2 separate regions of the Mus musculus genome follow, and region 2 is linked to region 1. A link is a contact called in ENCODE POLR2A ChIA-PET data. All regions are on one chromosome and are shown on one strand. Each heading gives the region's core, a stretch centred on a gene start or an enhancer-like site at or near the end of the contact. The rest is flanking DNA. Distances are from core to core; before and after follow the strand shown.

Region 1 (6,349 bases), core at 2,036-4,535:
TTAAACCCTTTGGTAGGAACACTGCAGGGACTGATAATGTGAAGTTCTCAGGGCATCATATGGGAGGCAAGCAAAGATTCCATCATGCTACTCCTATCATGGCTGACCACTTGCGTTAGGATGGGAGCCACCAGATCTCATTGGCAGGCATACATTGGCCTTTGGGCTAGTGATCATCTGTGGGACTGGCCGTCAGACACTGTTTCCCCAGTCTTTATGTCCAACTGTGGTCTTCGCTAAGTGTTCTTTCTAGTCCTTCTATTTCTACACTTAGCAGCAGGTTTGTACATAAAGACATTTCCTTCTCTTCCCTTCCCTTCTCTTTCCCTTTCTCTCTGAGTCACACTATTGACTAATGGGTTGTATTTTCATTTGCTGCATTAGAATCCATTACTTATGCTGTTTGATAACCAAATGGCCATCCGCCTGGCTCCTCTCCACGCGGCCATCAGACTGTCTCTTCAGGCATGGCCTCATTAGGCTTTGCTTTGCTTTCAGGCCCAACAAAATGAGCTCTTTACCTTGTACTTAAGGAGAGCGCTCTGCTTTTATAGAAGAGCGGTGTGCAGAAACCAAGATCTGGAGGCTAAATCTGCACACCCATTATTTTTATCAGTAACTTGATTAAAGGTCTAAGGAATACTTAGCCAAATTTACGATGACTCAAAAACCAGGAAAGGAGGTGCCAAATGTATGATAATAGAATCAATATTCAAAACAACCTCCGTGGGATGAAATCTGGGCCAGAACCAATAGATTTAAGAGAGATAATTTTGAAGTCTTGTGTTCAGTTGAAAAAGTTATTGCATAATTTCAGGTTTGGGGCACTTTTCATTAGACAGAAATTGGCATCAGAAGATTGTTTTAGGTTGTTAGCCAACACGAGCCTGTAGTAGTCTGACCCTTGTCATCCTCGGTCACCCAGTCATTCCTTCAACCAACGCTTATTGAAGACGCCTGCCATGTGTACAGGCACCATTCCAGAGGCTTGGGAGGTTGAGCAGGGGAAAGCTGCACCTAGACTTTCATTTTATTTATGTATGTATTTATTTAAGTTCTGTTTTCGGTTTGTTGTTGTCTGAGACAGAGTTTCACATAGCCTCGATTGGCCTCAAGCTTGTTATGTACCTGAGGCTGCCTTGGATTCCTGATCCTACCCGCCCTTCACCTGCCAAGTGCTAGAATTAAATACCACCATTTCCAGCTGACTTTAGAAATTTATTTTCAGCCGGGCAGTGGTGGTACATGCTTTTAGTCCCAGTACTTGGGGGGTGGGGGTGGGGGTCAGAGGAAGGAGGATTTTTGTGAGTTCAAGGCTAGCCTGGTCTACAGGAGTTCCAGGACAGTCAAGACTACACGGAGAAACCTGGTATCATAAATAAAGACAGCCAGACAGATAAGATAAATGAATCTGAGGCTGGAGTGATGGCTCAGCAATAAGAGCGCTGGCTGCTCTTCTGGAGGCCCCGGGTTCAATTCCCAGCATCTTCTTTTATTTATTTATTTATTTATTTATTTATTTATTATATGTAAGTACACTGTAGCTGTCTTCAGACACTCCAGAAGAGGGAGTCAGATCTCGTTATGGATGGTTGTGAGCCACCATGTGGTTGCTGGGATTTGAACTCAGGACCTTCAGAAGAGCAGTCGGGTGCTCTTACCCACTGAGCCATCTCACCAGCCCTCCCAGCATCTTCATAACTGGAGTCAGGAACTCCAGTTCCAGGGAGTCTCAAACCCTCACACTGACAGATACATGTAAAAAAAAATTTTTTTTTTTAGACAGGATATCTCTGTGTAGCCTTGCTGTCCTGGAACTGGCTCTGTAAAACTCAAGAGATCTTCCTGCTTCTGACTCCCAGGTTGATGGGATTAAAGGCCTGGGCTACAGGCCTGACCTTGAAACAGTATTTAAAGTGCTATTTATTTCATGTGCATTGGTGTTTTGCCTGCATATATATTTTATGTTACACACACAAACACACAGGTCAGAGGTCACAGCTTGTGGAGTAGACTCTGTCTACTGTGTTTGAGAAGAGATTAACAGGAGGAAAGGAAGCAGCAGTTAGAGCAGAAACAGTACATTTCAGATGATGGGTTAACCAGTGCAATTGGACATGTGGCATATGAGAAAAGACACGAGACTGTAGAAGGATGTCAGGGTGGTGACAGTACAGGAGTTGTGGAGCATGGGGAAGTCTGGATGTAAGAAAGAAGACCTGAGACCATCCAAGAGCTTGTCTGCTCTGACTGCCACCTGCCTGTGGGGGTGGGGAGGAGAGTAGAAAGATGTGGCTCTGGAACTGCCCACATGGGCACACATGGGCAGCAGCGAGTGCAGTGTAGCTTCGACAACTGCAGAAAAGTCTGGGGGAAGTGGTTTCATTGCCACAAGAACAATGAACACATATTTTTAAGTTTTTAATTTTATCCATTCACCTAGGAAAAGCTGAAACGGGTTTCCAAAACCTTGATGTCTTTGTTGATCTCCCCCTCTTTATTTCCCTCTATTCCTTTGCTGTGGCTCCACCAAATTGACTTCAGATTGGGGTACCTGCGGGTGGATACCTCTGGCGTCTCATTCCAGCCTTAGGGAATCCTTTCCTATGCTCAGCCACGTGCTGGTTGTGGGGGGGAAGGTCTAGCCTCTTTGGCAGTGCAGTCCGTGAAATCCTAATTATCCCACTTGAACTGATTCTGCGCCGGCCCCGGGCTTCGCGTGGACAGAATTCTAAGCATGGACAACCGAGCAGAGTATCTAGATTCTAGACCATGCATAGACCTCTCGCGGAAGTAAGACTGGAAAGCTACCAGTCTCCGTCTCAGAGTCTGCACAGCTCCCAGAGCGGGGGTGGGGGTAGGTAGGGGGCATGTGGGGCAGGGTTCCCGGGAGCCGGAAGGAGGGCGGGTCCGTGCGGCTTTGCGAGCTCCTCGGTCTCCGGGCTTCAGGTCCCCAGGCTCTGCTCCGCTCCCCCTCCCCCCCAGTGCCCCAAGTCGGGTGACTCGATCCAGCGCCCCTCGTACTTCAGCGCCCAGGAAGGAGGAAGGGGAAAGAGCTGGGCAAGGACCAGCTAGGAGGCCCGCCTACCCGTCGACTTCCTGCTCCGCGCCCTCCTCCCTGCGGCGAGAGCGCGGGGCTTTCACCCGCAGCACTGGGCAGAGGGAGCCTACGGTGCGGCGGCCCACGTGACCACCTTCCCTGCCGCCCACCCCCAGGTCCAGAGGCGGAGGCCGAGGGAAGGACTCCGGGCCGAACCGCGGGGCGGGGCTCCAGCCTGCGATTCCACTTGAGCAACCTGAGCCGGAGGAGGACGCCGCTGCCTGCTGCGGTCCGAGCTCCACGCGCCGCGATGGGCCGGGCGAGCCGCTCCGCTGTCCTGCGGCGCGCGCTGCTGCTGCTGCTGCTACTGCTGCTGCTGCGGACGACGACTACGCGGGCGCTCGGCCCCCGGATCAGTGTGCCGCTGGGTAAGTGCTATGGGGCGCGGCAGAAGGAGGGGAGCGCGGGCAACGAGATGCTTGGTGGGGTGGCCACGACAAAGGAGAGGTTGAGGTCCACTAGGACCAGGAAAGCAGTTGTGGTCAAAGCGAAAGAGGAGGGAAAGCTAGGGAGCTGAGAGCCCTTTTCTTCCATTTTCTATCTGGACTTGGAGAGGGCCGCTTTCTTGCTCGGTTGCAGCTGCTCTTGCTCGGAGGGAGCACACTCGGCACTAGGGGCCTCAGGTGCCAGCCATCCTGCCTACTCATTTACTTGTCTTTGATGCTGACCAGAGTCAGCCTTGGAGCCACCAACGGCACGGGGCTGAGGGCACTGCTGCTGGCCGTGCTATAAACTCTGGGCTTATGATATTCTCAGTCAGCCACAGCAGAGCCTGGAGTTTGGCGGGTGGGTGCCAGGTCTTTCCTCCCTGCCGGCCCATCTCTGACTGATCGACCTGGAGAATTCACCCCCTACTCCAAACACAGGGACTTGGAAACTGACATTGCGAAGACCCATCTGTACCCTGTCTAGAGGGGCCTGAGGGTATCACCCTGGTGGGCCACATTCCTTTTTTGGTGGTTTACAGCTGCCCCTGGCTGCCTGTGTTTCCAATCCTCCACTCATTCTTTACTTCCCTTAGTCTGATCGCCCCTGAACCTTTTCCAGGGAACCTCAACGTTTGGAATTCTAGGGACTTAGCCCAGTAAGTACTTCCTACTGCCCGCACTCCAGCTTCCTCCCCTGCAAAGTCGCCTCAGGCTTAGATACCTTGCAAAGTCATCTTGGGAAATTCATAAAACTTGGTGCATTCGGAGGGCATCAGGCACATAGGTGCCAACAGACAATGTTTGGCCAAACCCCTCTAAATTGCAAACTGTCACTGTGAGTTAGTGCATAAATTAGAGGTTACAGACTAAAACTCTACCAGACTTCCTACTCCATATTTGCATCCCCACCCCTAAAAGCATCCCATTTGCAAAAGGATAGAATCAGCTCTTCAGTTAAGGCCCCTAACAGGATCTCAGTCCCTTATCCAAAACATTGTTGGTAGCTCAAGTTCAAATCCTGTCTCAGCCACTTAGTTCCCACATGACCTTAAGTAAACAACTTCTCTGTGCCTTGATTTCTTCATCTGTAAAATGGGATATTAGCGCCTTGCTCAAGGCGCAGCTCATTACCAGTTGCAAAGTCCTTAGGATAGGGCTTGGTACAGAAACCTCTCAGCGGGTGTTTGCTGTCATTCTTGTTATGTTAAACTCGGACCACTCCTGCATGGAACTGGGTGGTTCGCTGTGGGTGGGGATGGTTCTAGAGTTCACTGCTGCTCCTTGGGAGTTCTGTTCTTGAAGTGAGAAATGACTGAAATCGGAACCCAGGACTGATGCTCTGCCACTTTAAAACACTTACTTAGCTTGTGTGTGGGTGTAAGGGCACACGAAAACATGACGTACATGTGGAGGTCAGTGAGGTCAGAGGGCAGCTGGTGAAATCCTCCCTCAGCCGTGTGGATCTCAGGACCTAAGCTCAGGTCCTCAGGTTTGGTGTCAAAAATCCCTTTCCCTGATGCGCCACCTCCCCATGACCCCCTCACCTTGTTGACCCAGGGTGGAGGTATGAGCTAGGTATGGAACCTGTCCTGTGTTAGGTGTGTTAGGCTCTGAGCCATACATACCCCTTGCTGCTTCTGTCATCCTGTGTTTCCCTAGAGCTCTCAGCCCTCCCGAGGCTGCAACCCTTTAATGCAGTCCCTCAGGTTGTGATGACCCCCAACCATAAATTACTTTTGTTACTGCTTCATAGTTGTAAATTTGCTAATGGGCTGAGGCCCGCATGTTGAGAGCTGCTGTCCCAGCCGTAAGGAAGGGGCTGTGAGATAGAGACACGTGCCCCTGTGGATCCCGCTTACGCCTGGGGAAGGCAGGACTAGCTTTTGGGGCTACACCAAACACAGTAGGTCTTTTGCCTTAGGGAGTGATGTGAAGACTTGATAGGGGCGTAGAGAGGCCCTTCTTCCTGGGAGAGCATCTGTCTTGGGTTAGCTGTATAGTTCCAGGACCTGGCCACCTCCCACAATTCCCTGATCATTCAAGGCTGCCACAGGTGGGCAGTGTGTGACTTGTGCACTGTACAGAGGTATTTAGCTGAGGGGTTGAAAGGGCTGGCAGGCCAGGAACACAATTTTATTGTGTTTGCGGGACGGATTCTAGGTTCTGCCTGGGGGGGGGGATGGGGGGGGGATGCTTTTTCAGTCCTCCCTAAGCTCTGCAGCGTTGTAGCCATGCCCAGCCACCTCACCACTGGGTGTGCATCCACACCTGACTGAGCTCCCCGCCACCACAGAGCTTTACCTTCCAGGGCCTCCACAGCACCCTTGAGACCTGCTTCTGCTTCCTTTCCTCCCAACTACAGGAAGGTCCTGTGGCTGGAGTCCCACATGGGGAATGCCCTGGTGACTGAACTGGCTCGCCCTTTGAGTCTGACCTGAGACAGTTTCCTGTCTCATCCCTGGGGGCTTGTTAGATGTTCCTGGCATTGTACCCATCCTTGGCAGGCCCATGGTGACCATGGGTGCCTGGCCCAAGGCCTTTTTAGCCTTCTGACACAGGCAGGCCTATCAGGGATTGCACAGAACTGAGACCACACCCCTTTTCCCACCACCTGAACTGAATTCCCACCCAAGTCTACTCTCAAGAACCTGAGCTTAGGGATAGTGGACTTCATCTGTGATCTAAAACCAAGTCCCTTGAAGTGGGAAGGTCCAGTTTATTCTGCATCTAGGGGCTCATAGAGAACTCTCATTCCTGCTGATGGTTCTTGGGAGCCCTTAGCTTGGAGGTGTTCTTGTGACTTCACCTAATGGTTAGGAGA
Region 2 (6,043 bases), core at 2,950-5,449, 48 kb after region 1:
CCTTGTAGACTGAACGGCTGCTGGATTCTTGGCCTTTCCAGTGTGAGACAGCCTCTACAGCTGTGTTCCTTTAGAGAGCCCTGACTACCATACTTGCACAAGATCAAGCCAAGCCAACCAACGTTCCGACAGAGACAGGGAACGTCTTAAAGACATGGTTACTGTTTATGAGATCTACTTATTTTTTTGTTTGGTGGATTGGTTGGTTTTTGTGAGAGAGGATTTGTTTACATATCCCTGGCTGTTCTGGAATTTTCTTTGTAAACCAGGGTAGCCTCAGACTCACAGATGTCTGCCTTCCTCTCCCTCTGAGTGCCAAAACACTCAACTTTGCCCCCCCCCCCCAGGAATTCTCATTCACTCCTAGAACTCACGATGGAGCTCAAGTTGACCTTCAACTTCTGAATTTCATGCCACCTCCATATGCTAGGGTCACAGGAGTCTAACACAGGAGTCTGTACCTGTCTTATGGGGTGATGGAGGTCAGACCCAGGGCTTTGTTTGCCTTTGGTCATCATCACCCTGTCCAATTCATCCACAACCCAACCCCATATCTTTTTTAAAAAATGTATCTTATTTATTAACTTATTGTGTGTGTGTCTAGATCACAAGATAAATTTTGTGAAGCCATTTCTCTCCTACCTTAGTGATCCCAAGGAGTCTCTAACTCAGGTCAAAGGCTTGGCTGCCTTTACCTGCTGAGCTGTCTGAAAGCCCCTCCCTTATTTTTTATGCAAATGTATTTATATGAATTGTGATGTTACTACCAGAAACCACGATCTTGAGAACGACATCAAGTCCTAAATATATGCTTTTCCTTTTTAATAACCATATCTTGTTATAGTATACATTTTAAATGATATTGTACACTAAGCATATGTATCTTACAGAATTCCATCTAAATTATGAGCTCACGATTCCAGAAAATGTCATACACAACAGCCTCTTAAATTGAAAGGAAGAGGGGCTGGTGAGATGGCTCAGTGGGTAAGAGCACCCGACTGCTCTTCCAAAGGTCCAAAGTTCAAATCCCAGCAACCACATGGTGGCTCACAACCATCCGCAACAAGATCTGACTCCCTCTTCTGGAGTGTCTGAAGACAGCTACAGTGTACTCATATATTAATAAAATAAATCTTTAAAAAAAACAAAAAAAATTGAAAGGAAGAGCTTGATACAGGTTTCAGAATACATAAACATATATTAAACTGGCCTATTGAAGGCACAATATTTTATTTGTTTAATGCTCAGATGTCAGGGGTAATGTATCCTTAGGGTACATTTTTCCTGCACATGTAATGTATGCTTGCTTACTTACTTGCAACCCCTTTAAGGAGTAACAAGAAGGCAGATTCATTAGCTATAATAAAAACATTCTTGAATGTACAAATAGAAAATCACATAGAATCCTCCACCCCCACTCCAAGGCTCAGGAAATGTGGAGACATAAAGCAGTCAGGCCTAGAGGATGAAGAGTTCTGTGAAATGCAGTCCAGTGTGGACATGACATTGCAGTTGCAATCATGAATTCACAGAAACTGGTTTAAAGACCTGCATAAGACAGTTCCTGTCAACATTCCAGTGTGTCTGTGGGGGGGGGGGAGGGAGGGTACATGAACCCCCGACTCTAGCTGAATAGCTTGTTGGCAGTCAGAGCTGCTAGGAAAGGGGGAGTCAAGTTTCTTGAGTGTAACCAGTGGGAAGTTGTCCATGACCTAGTAAATGACTCCACATTGATGTACATGCAAGGTACCCTAATTAAATTAAAACAACAACAACAACAACATGAAATTAGGAGGGGGATGTGTTTGGAGGAAGGCTTCCAAAGGCAGTGGGAGAGAATAAGAGGGGATTATAAGATGAATATGATCAATATATATCCATGAACTTGTCAAAAAATAAAAATTATTTGAGAGAGGGAGAGAGAGAGAGAGTCTGTGGTTCAGCAGTTAAGAGCACTTGCTGCTCTTATAGAGAACTAGAGTTTGGTTCCTAGCACCCACATGACAGCTAACAACTATATGTAACACAAGTTCCAGAGAATTGATGACCTCTTCTGGCCTCTGAGGACGTTGTACACATGCAGTACTCATACATAAATGCATGCAAAATACCCAGACACATGAAATGATAAATACATCTTTAAAAGAATAAAAGAGGGGCTGGAGGAATGTCTCAGTGGTTATAGGCACTGGCTGCTCTTCAAGAAGACCTGGGTTCAATTCCCAGCACCCATATAGCAGTTCACAACCATCTGTAACTCCACTTACAGGAGACCAACACCCTTTTCTGGCCTCCTCTGGCACTGTGCACATATGGTGCACAGATGTGCACTCAGGCACACATAAAATAAAAAGATTTGAAGAATAAAACAGGCTGGAGAGATGTCTCACTGGCTAAGGGCCCTTGGTGCACTCGCAGAGGACCTAGGTTCCGTTCCCATCAGTCCCAAAGGTGGCTCACAGCCATGTATAACTCCAGTCCCAAAGGATCTGACATTCTCTTCTGACTTACACAGGCACCAAACAAGAATGCGGTAAAAACTTATACACATAAAATACAAACATTTGTGAATTTTTAAGAATGAAAAACCTTTTGTTACTGTGTAACCGGTTACTTTACCAAATTCTCAGTACTACAGAGTAAGCAGATATTCATATCCTTGTACTATAGGCTTAGATTTTTCAAAACCTACTTTGTATTCTTGAATGCTTCAACATCCTTCTAGTCCACCTATCAGAAGTAGGGGGGATAAAAAGGTTAGTAGGAAATGAGGGCTGTGGACCTGTTTAGAAGTAGTTCTTTGGGGAGATTGGGAAATCTCTGTTGTTAGAATATCATCAGCCCAGTCCAAAACAATTAACATGAGTCAATAGCAGCAGTCCAGCCTTACTGGCAAACATCAAACAGGCGTCAGTAGCAGCGGTCGATCCAGAAGAAATTGAGAGAGAGGCTCCACAGGTCAGCAGAAGTCAGCAGAAGCAAGCGGCAAGAAGTCACCTGAATATCACAGAAAGTTCTGTGGCAAGCCAGTCTCTATGAAGTCAAGACAAGGGAAGATCAGCAAGTCAGTGCAAGGCGAACCAATGCAAGAGCCTTGTCACACTGTCTGTGGAGTATATTTATATTCTTTCTACTCATCACACGTCCTTTTCCTTCCTGCTTCAGAAAGACATTCTCACCTGTCTCTGCTTCAGCAAAACATCTCGTGACATAACTGAGTCCCCCCCCCCCCCAAGAAAATTTCCACTTCAATGTAGTTTCTGCAATTTTTTGTTTAAGGTTTTTCGAGACAGGGTTTCTCTGTATAGCCCTGGCTGTCCTGGAACTCACTCTGTAGACCAGACTGGCCTCGAACTCAGAAATCTGCCTGCCTCTGCCTCCCAAGTTCTGGGATTAAAGGCGTGCACCACCATGCCCGGCTAATGTTTGTCTTTTTATGAATAATAATAATAATAATAATCCAAAATTCTCTGGATTTTGCTACAACAAAATAATCTGAATCATATGTTGGGTTGGGTTTGGTGAAGAAAGCTAATGAAATTCAAAGTGGGGGGCAGGGATGCCAGGTTATAGGAAGGCAACAGTGACAGAGAAATTGAATGAGGTCATTCTGTTATTTCATTTTCTTGAGGTTACAAAAGTATTTATGGTTGTGGGTACCACATCAAGTTATGGGTGTAGGGGTGAGAGGACAATGTATTGTTTTCTTCTTCCACCATGTGGGTTCTGGAGGTCGAACTCATGTCCCCCTGACTTGTCAGCTATCATTTTGGTCCGCTGAGCCACCTTGCTGGCCTTATTCTGTAATTTGCTAATGGAGCTAGTGAATGAAACATTGGAAGGCATGTGTTCTTATCGCAGCTGTCCCTGTTAAGGGCAGGAATTTTTTTATAGCATCATTTCTAAATGTGGAAGAACCACAAGCAGCTATTTTGTCCCAAACATAAACATATTTGGGTTGGCCATAGGATTCCAGGAAAAGTGGAGCAGAAAAGGTGGAACCCGCCCCAATATGGGAGGACTACAAATCCCATAATGCGTTGGAAAAATACGTCTCGGCCGTTCACGTACACTCGGACCTCTAGACGCACCCGGCAAATGCAGACAGCTAGGGGGCCAAGATGGCTTCTACTGGCGCCAAAGTGGGTGTGGTTCCCGGGAAAGCCACGCCCCCAGAACGCTACTGCAATAGGGGCGGCCTTCGTGTCCATAGCGACGGCGGCGGCGGCGGCCGTCTGCTTGCTTAAGAAGTCGCCGCCGCCGCCAGGATCTCGGAGCCAGGAGTTAACCCCGAGGGGGAGCGGGCTCCCCCTCGCGACAGCGGGGACAGACAGTCCTGTGGAACGACGAGAAGGTCCCCGACGTCCAGCAACGCCCAGGAAGAGCCGCAGCGAACGAGCGGCGGCCATGAGCGACCAGCTGAGTCCAGCCCCGAGCCGATAGGGGCAGCTCCAGCAGCCCCTGAGCTCTCCTCGAAACCTCGGGTGGGCAGTGTCTGCCGTGGGTTTCCTTTCCTCTATTGTAACCCAAAGAGTCTTAGCTATTAGAGGCCCAACCCCAAACGCGTTCACGTAGGGAAACTGAGTTCTGGCTCAGGGAAATCGCCGGCCGATAACCTTTGATTGATAACCTTTGATTTACAGCTGTATCTTATTTTATTTTTTTTTAAAGATTTATTTATTATATGTGAGTACACTGGATGGTTGTGAGCCACCATGTGGTTGCTGGGATTTGAACTCAGGACCTTTGGAAGAGCAGTCGGTGCTCTTAATCACTGAGCCATCTCTCCAGCCCTCTACAGCTGTGTTTTAAAGCAGACTTCTCCAGTTCTGTCAGCCACCTTTCTTCCCCTTCAGGAAACAAAACAGCCGCGGTGGTGGTTCCTGTCAACTCTATTCTGCACTGCACACTTATATCTTATCAGCCCCCCATGCTTCCTCCCCACAGCCCTCTACTTGGAAACAACCTATTCTACAGTAGGGTTGATCTAAAAGGGCAACATTTCATTCTAGCACCGTAAAGGCGCTCCGGGTAAATTCCTGCAGGACTTCCTGGGCCCGGAGAAAGGTCTGATAAATATTTATTCCTATCCCTTTCCCCTTAGAATCTGAGAGGATGGAGCCCAATAACTGTAAGACCAGTGAATCTGAGGAAGATGATATTGAGGAAGAAGAATCTGAGGAAGAATGTGTTAGAGAGGAATCTACCACCCCCAACTCTACCCAGCAGGCACTTAGAAAGGCTGACTATAAAGAATTTGAGAATGGGGTTGCCTTATCGGTTGTAGCCAAGAAAATTCCAAAGAAAATATTAAGTGCAACAGACACAGATGATTTGGAAGTTGGGAGGAGAAGAAGAAAGCGGAAACGAAGGTATCTTTTCCTTCGATCCCTCACAGGTGTGACTCTAGAGACATTACCCCTTGGCTTCACACCACCATTTGGTAGCGGAGCATGGTGGGATCCAAGCTTTTCACTTTAGCCTTTGGGAAAGGAGAGGAGAGCCAGATGATGGTGCATGCATATAATCCCATCATTAGGGAAGCTGAAACAAAAAGATTACGTGTGTTCTAGACCAGCTTGGACTACAACGTGAGACCCTGCCCCCCATCAAAAATCATATAACTATGGGCTGATGAGATGGCTCAGCTGGAGAAGAGGGCTTGTTGCTCAAGCATGAGGGCCTTGAGTTTGAACCCATAGTGCTCACATTAACACAACAAAACAAAAGATGGCTGTGGGGTTGTGGTGGTGGCCAGTGCCTTTGATCCCATCACTCAGGAGGCAGATGCAAGCAGATCTCTCAGTTCAAGACCATCCTGGTCTATAGAGCAAAATCCAGGACAGCTAGGACTACACAGAAATCCTTTCTAGGAAATCTAAAAGGAAAGGCCAGAGCAATATTAACCTTTGCTTCAATAGAAAAAAAAAAAATCAGAGCATTTGGGTCTGCCATACTTGGAACTTTAGCATGTTGGTTTGGTATATAAATGCTTCTAGAGGAAATGAGTTTGTATTATAAGTCTGTTAGACATTTCCTA

The links. ChIA-PET counts read pairs that join two places held with the same protein, here RNA polymerase II (POLR2A).
Region 2: POLR2A ChIA-PET joins it to region 1 with 12 read pairs in Patski. The contact joins the promoter of Ttll13 here to the promoter of Sema4b in region 1. POLR2A ChIA-PET finds 5 or more read pairs at or near these places in 4 of 5 experiments (Patski and embryonic stem cell).

Annotation. Positions count from the first base shown.
Region 1 is chr7:80,195,303-80,201,651 of GRCm38, forward strand. Sema4b (sema domain, immunoglobulin domain (Ig), transmembrane domain (TM) and short cytoplasmic domain, (semaphorin) 4B) reads left to right here and starts at 3,286. Exons shown (of 14, transcript NM_001360135.2): 1 at 3,286-3,468. The coding sequence starts at 3,351.
Region 2 is chr7:80,242,177-80,248,219 of GRCm38, forward strand. It overlaps Ttll13 (tubulin tyrosine ligase-like family, member 13), which reads left to right and starts at 4,200. Exons shown (of 15, transcript NM_177765.3): 1 at 4,200-4,487; 2 at 5,108-5,375. The coding sequence starts at 5,119.